Regions from separate parts of the Mus musculus genome. Here region 2 is linked to region 1. Evidence: chromatin loops called from intact Hi-C (ENCODE). Cell type or tissue: heart. All regions are shown on one strand.

What was found. A loop is a pair of places that touch in the nucleus more often than their neighbours do. Peaks named below come from ENCODE experiments on the same cell type or tissue, not always from the same donor. Only the 100,000 strongest peaks of a DNase experiment are listed, where the experiment ranks them.
Region 2: it touches region 1 in a loop (1.8-fold over the local background); 1 of 42 quality-filtered maps calls a loop at or near these places.

Annotation. Positions count from the first base shown.
Region 1 is chr2:10,164,600-10,172,599 of GRCm38, reverse strand. It overlaps Itih5 (inter-alpha (globulin) inhibitor H5), which reads right to left. Exons shown (of 14, transcript NM_172471.2): 2 at 7,872-7,916. Among named protein-coding and RNA genes, the nearest start is that of Itih5, 15 kb to the right of the region's middle. In heart, no CTCF peak of the experiment used is centred here; DNase peaks (open chromatin) are centred at 2,409 and 4,379.
Region 2 is chr2:10,227,882-10,235,881 of GRCm38, reverse strand. It overlaps Itih5 (inter-alpha (globulin) inhibitor H5), which reads right to left. Exons shown (of 14, transcript NM_172471.2): 8 at 711-879. Among named protein-coding and RNA genes, the nearest start is that of Gm31496, 76 kb to the left of the region's middle. In heart, no CTCF peak of the experiment used is centred here; a DNase peak (open chromatin) is centred at 3,681.

The DNA of each region.
Region 1 (8,000 bases):
CATGCAATAGCTAATGAACATCAGAGTTCACAATAACCAGCAAAGAAAGAAACTGGGGTTTATTAATGGTATAGAGTTTCCATTTAGCAAAAGAGTTCTGGAGAAGGATGTCTTGCTAATTGATACACCTAATGACACTGAACTACAGTCTGAAAAAGAGCTAAGATGGTGGGTGGTTTGTATATGCTCAGCCCAGGGAGGGGCACTATTAGAATGTATGGCTCTGTTGGAGTAGGTGTGTCACCGTGGGTGTGGGCTTTAAGACCCTCATCCTAGCTGACTGAAAGACGGTCTTCTCTTCGCAGCCTTCAGATGAAGATGTAGAACTTCAGCTCCTTCTGTCCCATACCTGCCTGGACACTGCCATGTTCCCACCTTGATGATAATGGACTGAACCTCTGAACCTGTAAGCCAGCCCCAATTAAAAGTTGTCCTTACAAGAGTTGCCTTGATCATAGTGTCTGTTCACAGCAGTACAAAGTAAAAGGGTAATTGAGTTGCTACAGGTCTGGAAGTACAGACCGACAGAGCCCATTGGGCAGGGCAATGTTATAAATGTTGGTGCAATGGTCAGGACGACAGACATGAAAGCAAGTGAGGTCAATAAGCAGCCTCTGCCTCACTGGTTATGAGAAATAAATGGCACAGACACACTCTGGGATAGGGACGGAGGCACGGTGCCTCCTAAATGGCACAGACACACTCTGGGATGGGGACGGATGCACGGTGCCTCCTAAATGGCACAGACACACTCTGGGATGGGGACGGAGGCACGGTGCCTCCTAAATGGCATCGCTGGCTTCACTGCATGGCTGATGAACTCTACCAACAAAAACCACTTGTTCACAAATTCACTTGAGCAAGCAATAAATCAAAAAAAAAAAAAAAAAAGAGCGGCACAACACAACAGTGCACACCTTATTCTACCACTCAAAAGGAGAGCCAAAAGGGGGTCCCACCTTCAACACCTTATCCGTAGAGACAATGAAAACCAGCTTTGGCGCATACAACACAGGTTGGTGTATGAATTACACCTTTTCCTGCTGACCATGAATGCCTTTGTTTCTCTCCCATTGTGAGAAGAAGTTTCATTTCCCATTGAGTCTGGACCTTGGTAGTTTGCACCATCTACAGAAGATACTGGAAGTTGTATTTGAGAACTAAAAGGCCATACTAAAGCCTAGTTTTTATCCAGGTGTCAAGCAGGGTCTTTCTCTGTCATTGACCCTGTGGCTTTACTACATCATTAGCCCATGGTGGCCTTCAGAAGCCCCAGTTCCCAATACTGGGCCTCTCCTTAAAGGACTCCAGAGGCTTACACTCCTGCACACCGCCTTTACACTGGCTTTTGCTAGACAGCCAAAGAAACTCTCACAGTATAATACAAACTATATGTATTATAGATCCTTCAAATAAATACAATACATGTAAGTTGGTCTTTGCTGCTGACTCAGAAGGTACTTGTGATGGTTACTGGTCCTCTAATGTCCATATGTCCAAGAGGATATGGGTAAAAAACTTGACTTGATGGATTTAGAAGGAGGAAGAGGAAGAAGAGAAGGGGGGGAAAGGAGGAAGAGGAAGAAGATGACACAAACTTACTTGGGTGGGTCTGGAGGAGTCGGGGGAGAGAGGATGAATATCATCCAAAATAGACTGAAGAAATTATCAAAGAAAATATTTTAAATTGCTAAAAAAAATACATAATGAACTAAAATTGCTTTTTTAAAATGTAATAAGATGAAATTGGGTTTTGAGAGATGGAACAGCAGTTAAGAACACTCGCTGCTCTTCCAAAAACCCAAGTTTGGTTCCAAGAACCCATTTACTGGGTAGCTTACAAGCACCTGTAACTCCAGGTCCAAGGTATCCGACATATCCTCTTCGGGCAACAAGAGCACCCACACACATGTCACATACATTCACACACACACACACACACACACACACACACATTTAAAAGCACGTAAAGGAAAACATGAGAAATCTGAACGAGGGCGATGGCTTCCTGGCTAAAGGAGCCTGCTCCCAAGCCTGGTGGCCCAAATTCAATTCCTGGCACTCAGATGTTATTAAAAGAGAACTGATTCCTGCAGGTTAACCTCTGACTTCCATCTGTGTTCTGTGGCACACGTGTGTACCAACTCATACCAAATAAGTAAGTGAAAGGTAATAAACGTGAAAAATCAGAAGATTCCCGGTAAAATATTACGTTTATTCTAGTCGTTCAAGCCTAAAATAAAGATTACGGGTATAGCTGATTTTCCACAGCATTTCATCAAGGCCGTGAGCCACGGTTTATGGGTCCAAGGAGACGGTTTGGAAGAGTGTCGGGATCTATTTTAGTCTTGCAGCTTCGGCCCAGTTACTGTTTTCTCGGGAGTCCCTGCAATTACTCCACAGAAGCAGCTTCAGTCTCGAATCCCTCAGGATCAAGTGCGCATGTGCAGCTGTGAGCCACTCCAGCTTACCCCTGTTTCTACTGTGCGGCAACTACGTAAACAAATGGTGATCCGGAACCACCGCGATGGTGACTTCTCTGTCCCTCATTATCTTCTTTCTTTTCTCCTTCTGTCTTAGCTCCTTTCCTCCCTCTCTTCTCCCTTTTCTCCCTTAGATCTCGGCTTGGAACCAACTTGGGGCTGAAAAAATGGTTCAGTCACTAAAGTGCTTGCCATGAAATCATGAGGTCAGGACTCCGGTCCCCAGAAACCATGTAAAGAAATCCTGGCCTGGGCGTGAGCGCTGGCAATCTCAGTGTTGGGGAGGCAGAGAGGGTTCCCCAGGCCCGCCGGCAGCCTACCTAGCTAAGTTGGTGAGCTCCAGGCCTGGGAGAGACTCGATCTCAAAACCCACGCTGGACAACTCCTGGGGAACAACGCCCGGGATTGACCTCTGGCCTCCACACATACATGCACAAATTTACATGTACACCCTATGCCCAACAATATACATGCACCCACAAACACACTTGCACATATGCATACTAAAATGAAAAGAAAACAACTTTAAAATGTTTGTGGAATTGAAAGGAACTCTCTGACTCTTGAACAATCAAAAAGTATATATTCATTAAGAATAAAATGTTCTAAGCTGATACTTTTTAAGAACTACTACAGACTACATTTCATGAAGGTTTGAGAAGTACTCCATCTGGCCACTTATCTCAAGGCACTTATTTGGAAGAAAGGGGGAGAACATGAAGCAGTGTACAAAGATATAGGAGGGAGATGGACTTGCATTCTAGGAAAGGCAGGGAGAGAGAGATACACTGAGTAACTCCAAGAGATGCCACAGGAACCATTTCTGCCAGACCTTCCAGAGCTCAGAAGAAAGATAAATGGCTGCAGTTCAGCTCCACGGTAGACCCTCTCACATGCATGGGTGCTGGCTTCAGTAGTCAGGCCCCATAAACAAACAAAATGGGAATCGTATGACTGGAGAAAGATAATTCAGTGTTATCTGCAAAATGCAAAAGAAGATATTTCCTCAATAGGTTCTGAAAGTGTAGGTGGTGGAATAGTATGAAAGATGTTCTGGACTGAGACTATAGTGCAGAGATAAGAATTCTTCCCGAGCATGCATGAAGCCCTGGGTTCAGTCACCAATAAGGGAGGATGGGAGGGTGGAAGGAAGGAGGGATGGACAGGAGGATGGAAGGGAGGGCGGAAGGAAGAACAAAAGGGAGGGAGGAGAAAGGAAAGAAGGAAGGGAGGGAGGGAAGGGAAGGAGGGAAAAAGGAAGGGAGGGAGGGAGGGAGGACGGTAGAGCAGATGGAAGGAAGGAAGGGAGGACAGAAGGGAGGATGGGAGGAAGGAAGGGGGAGAGGAAGGAAGGATGGATGGAAGGAAGGAAGGGGAGGGGAAGGGAGAGGACAGAAGGGGAAGGAAAGGAGAAACAAAGAAAAAAGAATTAGAGAGAGAGAGAGTGAACAAAGCCATAAAGTAAACCATGCTCATTTCAGGAGTGATGACCACACCAGATTAATTAGGACGGAGTCACAGTGAGAAGCATATTGGCTAAGGAGGTGACATGTGGGCGAATGAGTCTGACACCAGAAAGCAAACACAGAATTCTGCGTGGCAGAAGTGTGTGGAAATTTGTCATCAAAGGAAGATTATAAAGGAGTTACCTCAAACTTTCCCAATATAGTTCCTAAAAATTCAACATGGTCTCCACATTTATATATAAATAATTATTTTGTTTGGAGATGTCAGCTGGAAAATACCAAGCAAAAGAAAGCTTCTCGTGACATAATATAATTTCTTCATTATTTTTTTCCCTCCAAAACCAGCCCAGATGGAAAAGCGGTTTGAGGCAGGGCGTGCCTTAATTAGCTGCCTGAGGGACCAGAGGTTCGGGTATGACTCATGGGAGTCACTTAGCTTCAAGCCACCCAGAGGATGTCCTGAATTACCCAAGTTGCCATCTGGAAATGTCGCAGTGGAATGTTAGGCGCATTGGCAGCCAGAGCTCCGTTCAGGCCCCTCTTCCTAGAAGATTATTAACTCTTTAGTGCTTGGTTCTAAACTAACCATTCTTGAATAACGATAAATAAATAAAGATTGAATTTGTTATTTTTATTGTATGGGTGTGTTTGCCTACATTTATGTATGTCAATCATACGCATGTCTAGTGTCCACAGAGCCCAGCAGAGGACATTGGAATCTCCTGGAACTGGATTTATAGAACCCTGAGAGCAGCCATGTCCATGCTGGCAACGGAACTCAGGTTCTCTGGAAAAGCAGCCAGTCTCCAAACTATTGTGCCATCTCTGAGACCCCCTGGCCTAACCATCATTTACAGACCTGAGGAGAAATACATCGGGGTAGTTCATAAAGCAATCTACCACCACTCTCCCTAGTTTTACAGCGGGGAAGGTTGGAATGGAGCAGGGGACTAGGTTCTAGGCACCAATGGCCTTTACTCAGCCTTAAGGCCTCTTCTTTACAAAAGCTGTGTAGCATGTGTGGTCACTGATGAAGTCTCCTTGGATGCTGTGTTCGGCACGTGGGGAAACCATTCCCTCCCCGCCATGTGCAGACGGAACATAGCACCAGCTCCAATTCGCCTGCTCACGTTCATACAGTCTACACAGGGACGCCTCCTGACATTTAGAGATAAGCAGGAACAGGAGTGTGTAATCATCTCTATCCAGGAGAAGCCCCTGTTGAGCAACTTGCAAGTGACACCCCGTGCTGTGGAGACAGACCCAGGTGTAGGCGGTATCCACAGATGACCGGTGGTCAGCACCAACTCACCAACCCTGCTGACTGTAATTCAGATAGTGCTGAGGCCATTTCATATGAAAACGCACTTTGTACACACTCCCCTCTCAGCCCCACGGTGCTTCCTTTACCCGCCTCACATCAATTCCCTTTACTCTTTTGGACAATTTGCTTCTGCTTTCATGTCATCTATACATAAACAATTTTATATAGCTATAAGGTCTAGAACCCAAAGTGAAAGAAAACATGCAATATTTGTCTTTGTGAGAGTGGCTTAGCTCCCTTAATATCCTTCTCTCCACTTGCACCCACTTCCCTCGAGACGACGTAACCTGACGTCCTAGCACGTGAGAATGTTTTCCTGGAAAGACTCCTTCCCTCACTGCAGAGACAGCAGTGACTGCTGTGCTGCTCCATCCGCAATATGCTAACCGAATTATCTAGGACCCACACTGCTGACCACTTCCTCTCTCAAACTCTCCCACAGAAAACCAATACTCTCTCTGCCCCAGTCGCCCCTGGAAACCTGTCCTAGGCAATGAGGAACATCTGTTCCAGCCAGGAGCCTGCCAGAGCAACGCCAAGTATCCAAATCAAAGCTTACGGGGCCCAGCCACCCACTCACACATTCCTTCCCATGAAAATTCTAATACATGCTCTGGGCTGTGCTCTGACACCTATCCTGCCCACTGTTTCCTGACAGGCTTGGTGCTTCTGCATGTGGCTCTGTATGTAGGGCATGACTTCTGTTACCATCAATGTGTAAGTGTATTTATTCCTCCGTGCCGATCATTTCCGTGTTTGTCTATCATATCACATTGCCATAAAATAATTCTTGGCACAAACTTCAGAATATTATCTCCCAACGGGCTACCAAGAGGGATCCCTGCTGTCAGAGGGTAAGTGACATGAGTGAGTTGCTTTGATAAAGCTAACCAGTGTCTTTAAGTATGGTGGAAGCTCAGATACAAAGATATTCATGATATTCAAATTGCAATCTCTGTGTGTGTGTGTGCATGAGCATGCATGTGCGCATGTGTTCGTGTGTGTGTGTGCACACACGAGTGTGCGTGCTCATGTATATGTGTGTCCAAGGACTTGTGCAAAAAGAGAAATCTAATTAGTTCCAAATATAACCAAGCATATCTCTGTGGTCCTGACAATTGTGAGAGAATCTTAGTTGACGCTGCTCAGTTTCTATTCATTAATTAAAAACTGGAACATTCTGAGCTGTCTACTTTCTATTCATAACTTATAATTTAGAACATACTGAGATCTACAATTGGTAAGAGAGACTCCAGGCACAGGCAGAAGCTAGAGCATGCAGAGTTTTACCCCTTGAGGTATGGGATTGTAGAACACATGGCATATTGCATGACTCCTGGAAAGACCCTTCATGGATAGAGCTCATGTTAAAACATATGCAATACTTGTGAGAAGAAGACTCGGAAATTTTAAGAGATTTCTAAGAAAAATGTGAGAGATCATATAAACAGTGCAGGTGATAGGGTCATGACAATCTTTGAAACTGCTGGACACAGTAGGACACACATGCCAGCCATCCTCCCTGCATTTGGGAAATGGAAGCAGACAGATCAGAAGGACCAGAAGGATCAAGAACCAATGGACAGTTTGGGCTGCACAGAGAGTTTGAGGCTAGCCTGAGGTACAGGAGACCCTTTCTTAAAAAAAAAAAAAAAAAAACCTCTTATTGATCAATAATGAAATTCAGAGGCTACAAAAGAAATGATAAATACAGGGACCCAGAAGATTTATACAGCAACTACATCAAAAACAAAACCAGTAAGCTGATGTCATGTTTCTTAGGGAACCTTCCAATTCAGAAGACAGGCTGCATGAGCATCCCCAATACGTTCCCAATTAGGGGGATTTAAACTAATAGTAGGAAGAAGGGCAGGGGCCCAAGAGAAGCATCTTGGAGATCCGCTATACCAGATGGCCAACAACCTATTTTTAACTGTCAGAATTTGTTCACGGCCGGGGAATGTGTTCACTCCATCACGCCTGGAGAGACCACCCAACTCCCATCACACAATGCTTCAATCTGCAAACGCTCTTCACTTTGAAGCAAAGCCTTTATTTCCCGATGTTACAGAAAATCAACAAATGTGTACGATGGATTTAGATGTTGATTCTTAGTGCAGCATTCCAAGTTCTGTATGGTGTCTTTGTGGGGATGGGGACTGTGTTCTCATGAGCTTGCAGGCCAAGCAAGGCCAGAGGAGGCCCTCAGGAGTCTTACTCTGTCAATCCCTCCTAGGCAGCATTTCTCTCTGAACAGAGAACCAGCAGACTCTAGTGCTCTTCCCGCCCTCACAGCATCTGGGGAACAGGCCTGCGTTCAGCCACAATACGCTTTTTACGTGGATTCTGGGGGTTCTCCTCAGAACCCCACCCTGTGTAGCAAGCACTCTTACCCACAGACTCTCTGGCCCCTCTTTTAAGAAAAAGAAAACCCTCCCTTTGAGAAAATGTCTAAAGGAATCAACTATACCTCTTCATGCTAAGATTCCTCTCTAAGGAGCAACAAGGGCTTTTGGGAGCATGCATATAAACTAGATCCAGGTTCAAAGGAAGCAGAAGAGTGGAGTATTTGAACGCCATGTCCGTGGGTATACATACCAGTCTTTGCAACAGCCTGAGCTGCCTGGGGACCCTGAGCACGACCTGCAAAGAGAGAAGAGGTGTGAGACAGGACTTCGAGGTTTCATAAATGAGTCCCGTGAAGGTGTAAAACCCACTCAAACCCAC
Region 2 (8,000 bases), 63 kb before region 1:
TGTCTCAGTCTTCTGCACATATACCCGGTGCAGCATTTGAGGTATGCATGCAGTGACTTCAAGTGCAGCCCTTGCCTCCTCCCACTGCACATCCATAGCACAGCCCAGAGCATCTGAGACTGATGCTCACTCACCATTGCTACAGCTCAGGCAAGACCATACAGGGCAGTTACATCTGCCATTGCTTGAGCACATACAATATTCTGGGTCATGCACTTGGCTTCAAGTTTCCATCAAGGGAGAGATGGCTCAGCAGTTAAGATCACTTCCTGTTCTTCCAGAAGAGCCAAGTTCAGTTCCCAAGGCTCATGTCAGGTGACTCACAACTGCCTGCCACTCCAACTCCAGGGGACTGCATGCCCTCTTCTGTTTTCCATTGGCACCTCCACGTAGGTGGTATCAATTTATAGTAATACACACATACAAGAAAAAATTTAAAAGCCTCAAAATATTCCCCAACCAAGAACAATTTGCCAAAACCAACTTCAGGATCCATATTGTGGATGGATTTTCCAACTGTTACTTGTCATGATTAACTTATGGTCTAGGAAATGAGAATTTACCCACTCGGAGACATAGACACCTGGGGAAATTATCATTGCTTCTTCTGTTAGTATCAGCGCCAACTCCCAAAGTCTTGTCTCTTTGCAGAGAATGAGTGTATGGTCATGCCAAAGCTGGATAGAAGGGCTGTCAGGAATCATTCTTACCTCCAGTGGGTGACAGATGGTACATGTAGATCTTGCCATTCCTAATGTTGTCAGGAGTCACTGGTAGTAAGTGGTCCTTCCACATTTTAATCCGATTGGAGAACCCAATGATATTGAAGCGATCCTGGGGTCGGAGGTCATTGAGAATTGTGACGAGAGCCTCCCTGGTCTAGGCGAAGACAAAGTGCAAACTGGTCACCTCTGAGCCCATTTGCCCACATGTCCCCTGACTTAGAAACTGACTACTAGGACCAGCTTCAGGGTTTATACTTAATGTCTGCCCTGCTGGAACATGGTCTAACTATGTGACAGCTGGATAGAGGTCATGAGTGTTTCACTCAACACTAGGTTGGATACTGCTACCAACCATAGTGTATCAGGTCACCGAGTCTTCACAACTGACATCTTTCAAAACTCTTAAATGAAGGTTTGATTGTTGTACATGTGCTTATGTGTGCATGAGTATGTATGTGAACTCACACTTGACATTATCACATGAGCCGATGTCCGAAGACATTTTGTGGACGTTTTCTCTTTCCACCATGAGTCTTGTGGATTGAACTCAAGTTACTGGATTCAGTAGCAAATAGTAATTTTTACCTTTCTGGGCCATCTCACAGACCCCAAACATGATTCTCCTGAACTAGAATGTTTTCCTGTGTCACTTTGTCCATATCTTTCACCAAGAAGCCATTTGTCATTTCCAGAAAGGTGGCTAAGTTCCACTATGAACGTTTCCTCACTGCTCCAAGGAGGCCCACCATTCCTCTCTCTAGCTGGTCCTTGACTTAATACACTCCTGCCATCAAGCACATTTCAGAGTAATGGCAGCTTATTTTATGCCTTTCCCCTTAACTGACGTTAAATTTTCAGTAGGTGGGTTTCAGTACCAATCCTACTACCCAGTAACAACCAGGAAGCAACAGACAAGGGTGTACTGGTGAATGAATGACTTAATATTTAACAAATTATAAAATTAAAGATACTAGGAATATATTTATGGTAGTTTGAGTGAAAATGGTCCCCATAGACTCATAGGGAGTGGCATCATTTGAAACTACCAGGAGCTGTGACCTCATTGGAGTAGGTGTGACCTCATTGGAGTAGGTGTGACCTCATTGGAGGAAGTGTGTTACTGTGGGTAGGATCCGAGGTTTCAAAAGCTCAAGCTAGGCCTAGTAGCTCTCTTCCTGCTGCCTACAGATCAGGATGTAGATGATCAGCTTCTCTCCAGCACCGCGTCTGTCTGTCTGTCTGCCACCATGCTTCCTGCCATGATGAGAGTGGACTAAACCTCTGAACTGTAAGTCAGCCCCAATTAAATGTTTTCTTTTATAAGAGTTGCCATGGTCATGGTGTCTCTTCACAGCAATAGAACAATGACTAAGACATTATTATCTTTTCAGAGATTTTATTACATGTATTTGTTTGTGTGTGGGGATAAGGTGTGTGTTCTCATGCAATGTCAAGTGTAGAGGTCAAAGGACAATTTGTGTGCGTAGTTCTCTCCTCCCATCATATGGACCCCAGGGTTGGAACTCAGCTTATCAGGTTTGGTGGGAAGAATCTTTATCCACTGAGTCATTTCTTTGGGTGCTGTTGTGGGATTTTAAAATATTACAAACTCTCTGAACCAGAGTGACATGGGGATATGCTATAAGGAAATGAATCTGAAACTGGGCATGGTGCTACACACTTGTAATCCCAGAACCCAGTGGTAGTGCCAGGACTGAGGCTAAGGTCATATGGTAAGACGTTGTTCCTGAAAGTGGAGAGAGAGTTAGTGGGAAAGGGGGAGCAAATAGGAAGGAGGGGAGGGGAGCGAGGGGGAGAGGAGGATTTGTGACAAACACTGCCATGTCTCATGAGTACTGTCATCAGATGTTTAAAGAAACCCAGTATGAAGTTAAGAATATGCATTGCATACGTGCCATAGCAAGGACCCTGGGCACATTATTTACCCTTGGTTCAGCCCTGGGAAGGAACATGGCTGCCCCGAAGTTATCCCATCAGTAGAACTGGGATGACAAGCCTGCCTCATCCTTCATGAACATTATTAAATCAGGAACAAGATGAACTATGCTCAGAACGGAGTAGAGCTGATGCTTGATGCCTTTGCTATTGTTTGGTTCCCAGTGAGACACACGAGGAGAATTCAGAGAAGCACTGGCTTCCGGGGATGGAGGAAGAATAATGGGTGATACAGATTGTATGTCTGCTCTAGCATTCTCCTGGCCTTTCCCTGAGTGTTGTGGACCTTGATTCATATCCTGGATCCAGACAGTTACTGTACCTTCTGCCTCTCCATCCGTGGAAAACTTCCCACCACTTTCCAAGTCTCCCTTCTGAATGTCTCCCTCTTCCTCACTCCCCAGCCAGCTTTCCATCCTGTAACTAGGTGCTCACTTAAGATCTCACAATCCAACTCTTGTATTCCAAAGGAACCTCCAAAATCCACTGCAGAAAACTAGAATGGGTGTGTCTGCATTTACAACTCTCCATTACACCCTCTCCCACGGAGCTCAGTGAGCTGAGATCTTCTGGCCCGATCGTGCTTTGTCCAGCTCCCTGGTGTTCCTTGCTGAGTTACTGTTCTGTACATTCCCACCATGTCGTCATTCTGGAGGCCTGAAAAAGCAGCAGAGTCTAAAGACATTGCCAGAAGTATAAAAGAGGATGAGGATAAGAAGAAGGATAAGGAGGAGGAGGGAGGGGAGGAGGGGGAGGAGGAGGAGGAAGAGGAAGGAGAAGCAGGTGATGGTGATGTTGATGATAATGATGATGATTTTAACAGCTACCATTTCTGCTCAGATGATTGGCTGGCTCAGTCCTCGTCATCTGTGGTAAAACCTCTAATCAGTATTCCTATTTGTATAACGCAACTTGGGTGCAGAGTACTTAAGAATTGTGTCACACAGGAGACATGATTAGAACATAGGAAGTCTTGTGCCAGGACTCACGCTGGGATCCAAGACAGTGGGATCTGCAGCTCCAAAACCATTGGAAGCCAAGTACATTGGGTTAGAGCCTTTCCAGTGTGCAGCTTATCTTGGTAACTGTTCCAACTCGCCTGCCAGGCTCTCCTCCTTTCTCTGTGGGTCTTTTTTTGGGCGGGTTTTTTTTTGGCAGCAGCAAATGGATTCGTCCTCTGTAACATCCATGCAGAAGCACTGCAGGAATTCCACATCCACCCAGGAACAAGAACAATGGGAGTATTTCATTAAGACTATCTCCTTGCCCTTTCTTGGGGCTGTCACCCTCAGTCCAACTCCTCGCCCTTCCCAGAGCTGTCTCCTACTTCCGGTTCTTCCAGGAAAAGAGAAGCACAGAAGCATCTATTAAACCCCATAAAGCTAGGAAAGTCCCTGTGTTCTGTCTCTTCCCCTCCTCCTGGCTCAAAGCCTTCTCTCAACAGCAGACCATTGATGCAGAGGGTTCTTTTTCCTTTCCATGTTCTGACTCCCATCACCAGGAAACATGGCTGAGCTTCCTGAGACAATACACAGTCAGCACTTCCTCAGAGACATCTGTGAGATGTTCTTTTATGAAGGCACATCCTTCATAAAGCCTGATTTGCTCTGGCTTCTGGAGGTCCCCTCCCTTTCTCTGGTGTTTCCATCGTCTCCCTCGGGGCTTTCTCATTACTCCTTTTGATGGAAGAGTCATAGGATGTCTTCTTTAGCCAAATTCCCAACTTGGCTCTCAGACCTCACTCTTTCCCACAACAAATTTATCTTTATTCAGGTTTACAGCTACCAATTCTTTTCTCCAAGACTTCGAGATTCACCTCTGGAATGCACTTCTCTCTAAATTGAGGACAACTTGCCAATCAGTTCTCTAGGCAGGAAGGACCCTTGGACAGCTTAGACTCAATGTATTGAAAACTGGAAACTTCATCTTCTTTCTCAAATCTGTTGTCCTTTGTTCTTCTCTCTCTCCTGGGCAAAGAAACCTTCAGAAACCCTGAAGCCCAACTGACAACTGTGGCTGTTGTGTCCAATGTTATTCCTGCCCCACCTACAGCCCCCAAATCCTTCAGCTCCCAATCCTGGAATTTCAGCTCTTCTTTCTAGATATCCTCAGGATTGTAATCTGAGTGTTCTCTGTTTGCTGTTGTATTTCATTTTGTTTATTAACTTACACACCTGCTTGCATAACCTTATTTGAGACAAGGCATGTAGCCTAAGATAGCCTGTAATCTGGTCTGTAGCTCAGACTGGCCTTCAACTCACGGATTCTCCTGCTTCCACCTCACCAGTGTTGAGCTTCTACTCATGTCTGGTAGTTGTAGCAGTGATGGTGGCTCCTCTTCCTCTTCCTCTTCCTCCTTCTCTTCATTTCTTCCTATTCCTCTTCCTCCTCCTCCTCCCCCCTCCTACTCCTCCTTCCCCCCCTCCTCCTCTTTCTGAATCTCACTATATATCCTCTGCCTACTGCAGAAACACAGGGCTTTTTCTGCCCCTTCCTTCCTTTGACTTCTGAGTTGTAGAATTAAAGGTGCATGTCACCATGCCATATTGCTCTTCATTTTTGTAAGAACAGAAGAGAAACGTAAAACTCATACAATCCCATTCAGCTAGCATTAATCACTGTCAATGGTTACAGGGTGCTGGTATGCTGTAGGGTACTTTGAACATTTCTAGTGTGTGTGTGTGTGTGTGTGACTGTGTGTGTCTGTGTCTGTAAGAGGGAGAACAACAGAAACAAAAGAGGAGAAGAAGAAGAAGAAGAAGAAGAAGAAGAAGAAGAAGAAGAAGAAGAAGAAGAGGAGGAGGAGGAAGAGGAGGAAGAGGAGGAGGAGGAGAAGGAGGAGGAAGAGGAAGAAGAAGAAGAAGAAGAAGAAGAAGAAGAAGAAGAAGAAGAAGAAGAAGAAGAAGAAGAGGAGGAGGAGGAAGAGGAGGAAGAGGAGGAGGAGGAGGAGAAGGAGGAGGAAGAGGAAGACAAAGAAGAAGAAGAAGAGGAGGAGGAGGAGGAGGAGGAGGAGGAGGACGAGGACGAGGACGAGGAGAAGGACGAGGAAGAAGAAGAAGAGGAGGAGGAAGAGGAAGAGGAAGACAAAGAAGAAGAAGAAGAAGAAGAAGGAGAAGGAGAAGGAGAAGGAGGAGAAGAAGAAAATTCATTTAGAAACAGAGAGGAAATAGCCAGAGACACAACATTGTTAGGGAATATGATGAATGTAAGAATCTATAATTGTCTGGGAGATGGGCCTCTGGGCGTGCCCACGGACAATTACTGTGATTACATTAATTCAGGTGGGAAGACTCATCCAATGGGAGCCAGGTCTGTATAAATGAAGGAGAACTGAGCCTAACAAGCTTTCATCACCCTGCTTGTTGACAATGGATGGGATGTGATTAGCTGCTTCAAGGTCTGGCCACTTGCCCTGCCTGTCATGGTATGAGCTAAAATACCCTTGAACTGTGTGCCAGAATAAACCCTTCTCTCTTAAGTTGCTTTTGTCAGAGTGCTTTATCATTTCAATAGGGAAAGAAACTGGTGCACGAAACAAGATCGGATAGTATTGAGAGATGTCTCATCACTGAGAAACATGAGTGGTAAGCTCACAATGACTGAGGCACAAGCTATAGTAAGAATATACTATAAGTAGTTAGATGTCTGCACTCTGCTGATGTGGGTGGGGAGTCCCAACACTCACACAGTGGCCCCAGGCAGGGAACAGCTCATGCCAGGCTCCTTGCTTGTCTTTTCTTTAACAGCTAGCTCACCTAGCATGAACATGAGACAGGTATCATTTCCCAAATAAAGCATCTAGCTAGATTCCTGGAAGGTCTGCAAGCCTGTGCTCAAGAAAGACAATATGCAGCTGTTTTCCTTAGCTCGGAGGGACTGGGAGCTGCCTCTGGTTCAAGAATCCTTGTGAAACGCAGTTGTTTGTTTAGGTGCTGGTATCTCTAGGGACTCTTAAGCAGCATGTCTCCTTAGTGCGTATTTTCCCCATCATGCTGAATATTCATTCTCTGTGGTTATTCCGTCTCCTCATCTTCCTCTTGAATAAGGAACTGATCATTCCTCGTGACCTTTTAAGGCCTCAGATGTGACCTATCCTCCTCTGCACCAAGAGAAAGCAGGCCAGCAGCTGACAGTTGCTCCATTTCCAGTCCCACTAGAGCTGCCTAGGGTGATCTCCCAACCCATTCCAGAGGGAGTTAAGAGACAGCGAATGCAACTGCTTGCAGCTTCTCTACCCTCCCTTAACCTTTGACTGGCTTTTTTCCAACTGGGTGGACTGATCAGCTTCAGATCTCTGCCTTCCCTACAAGGATCTAGAGGCGCCGGAGGAACATGGTGAATGGCCACACAGCAGATTCAGTGTTAGTGGGCTTATGCTGACCTCTCTCTGCATCGTACTTACATGGCGAAGAGTAACAGAAGCCTAGTCAACCTTTGTCCAAGAATACAGTCCAGAAACAGGGTTATACATGCCAGAAAGATCAGAGGAAGTCCAGAGAGCAGAGAATGTGTAATCTAAGCTTCTATGAGCCTGGGAACCGTCCTAGAGGCGAAGGAGTAAATCATGAGGGGCTAACTGGATGCCCTTTCGGGTTCCTGCCAGGTCAGACAAGGTTGTAACTAAGATGTATATGTTTGGATACAGGTGATGGACAAGGTGGGCTACCACCTACCAACACCCTTCTAAAGGCTGAACAAAATGATAGAGACCCCAGGAAACCACATGTCTTAGATTTCTTCTTCTATTCTCAAAGCTCTCTCTGGGCCTTCTGTATTGGAGAGAGGCCAGAGAACCCCCAAAATGTGCTACAAGGAACAATTGTGCCCCTAAATTCATTCATGAATAGGTAACCAAAGTCAGTAAAGTGCTTACTGTTCAAACATAAAGAGTTGAGTATAAACCTCAGAGTCTACATAAAAAAGGCAAGTCTGATGTTACACTTATTCCAGAGAGAGAGAGAGAGAGAGAGAGAGAGAGAGAGAAAGAGAGAGAATGTGAAGCTTGCTGGCCAAACATCCTAACCTAATCAAGTCCCAGTCAGAGACCTTGCCTCAAAAACAAAACAAAGAAAAAAGACTGTCCCCAAAGCAACATGGCTAGTTCCTGAAGAAGGATGCTTGAAGTTGACCTCTGGCCTTCATACACAGGAAAACAAGCAATGTTCCCATATGAACACATGCCCTGCTCTACATGAACATAGTGCACCCACATAACACACACACACACACACACACACACACACACACACACACACTACATACACAAACACAAACAGGTATTCAAAATTAATTAAAGCCGTGTATGTGGGTACATGTTTA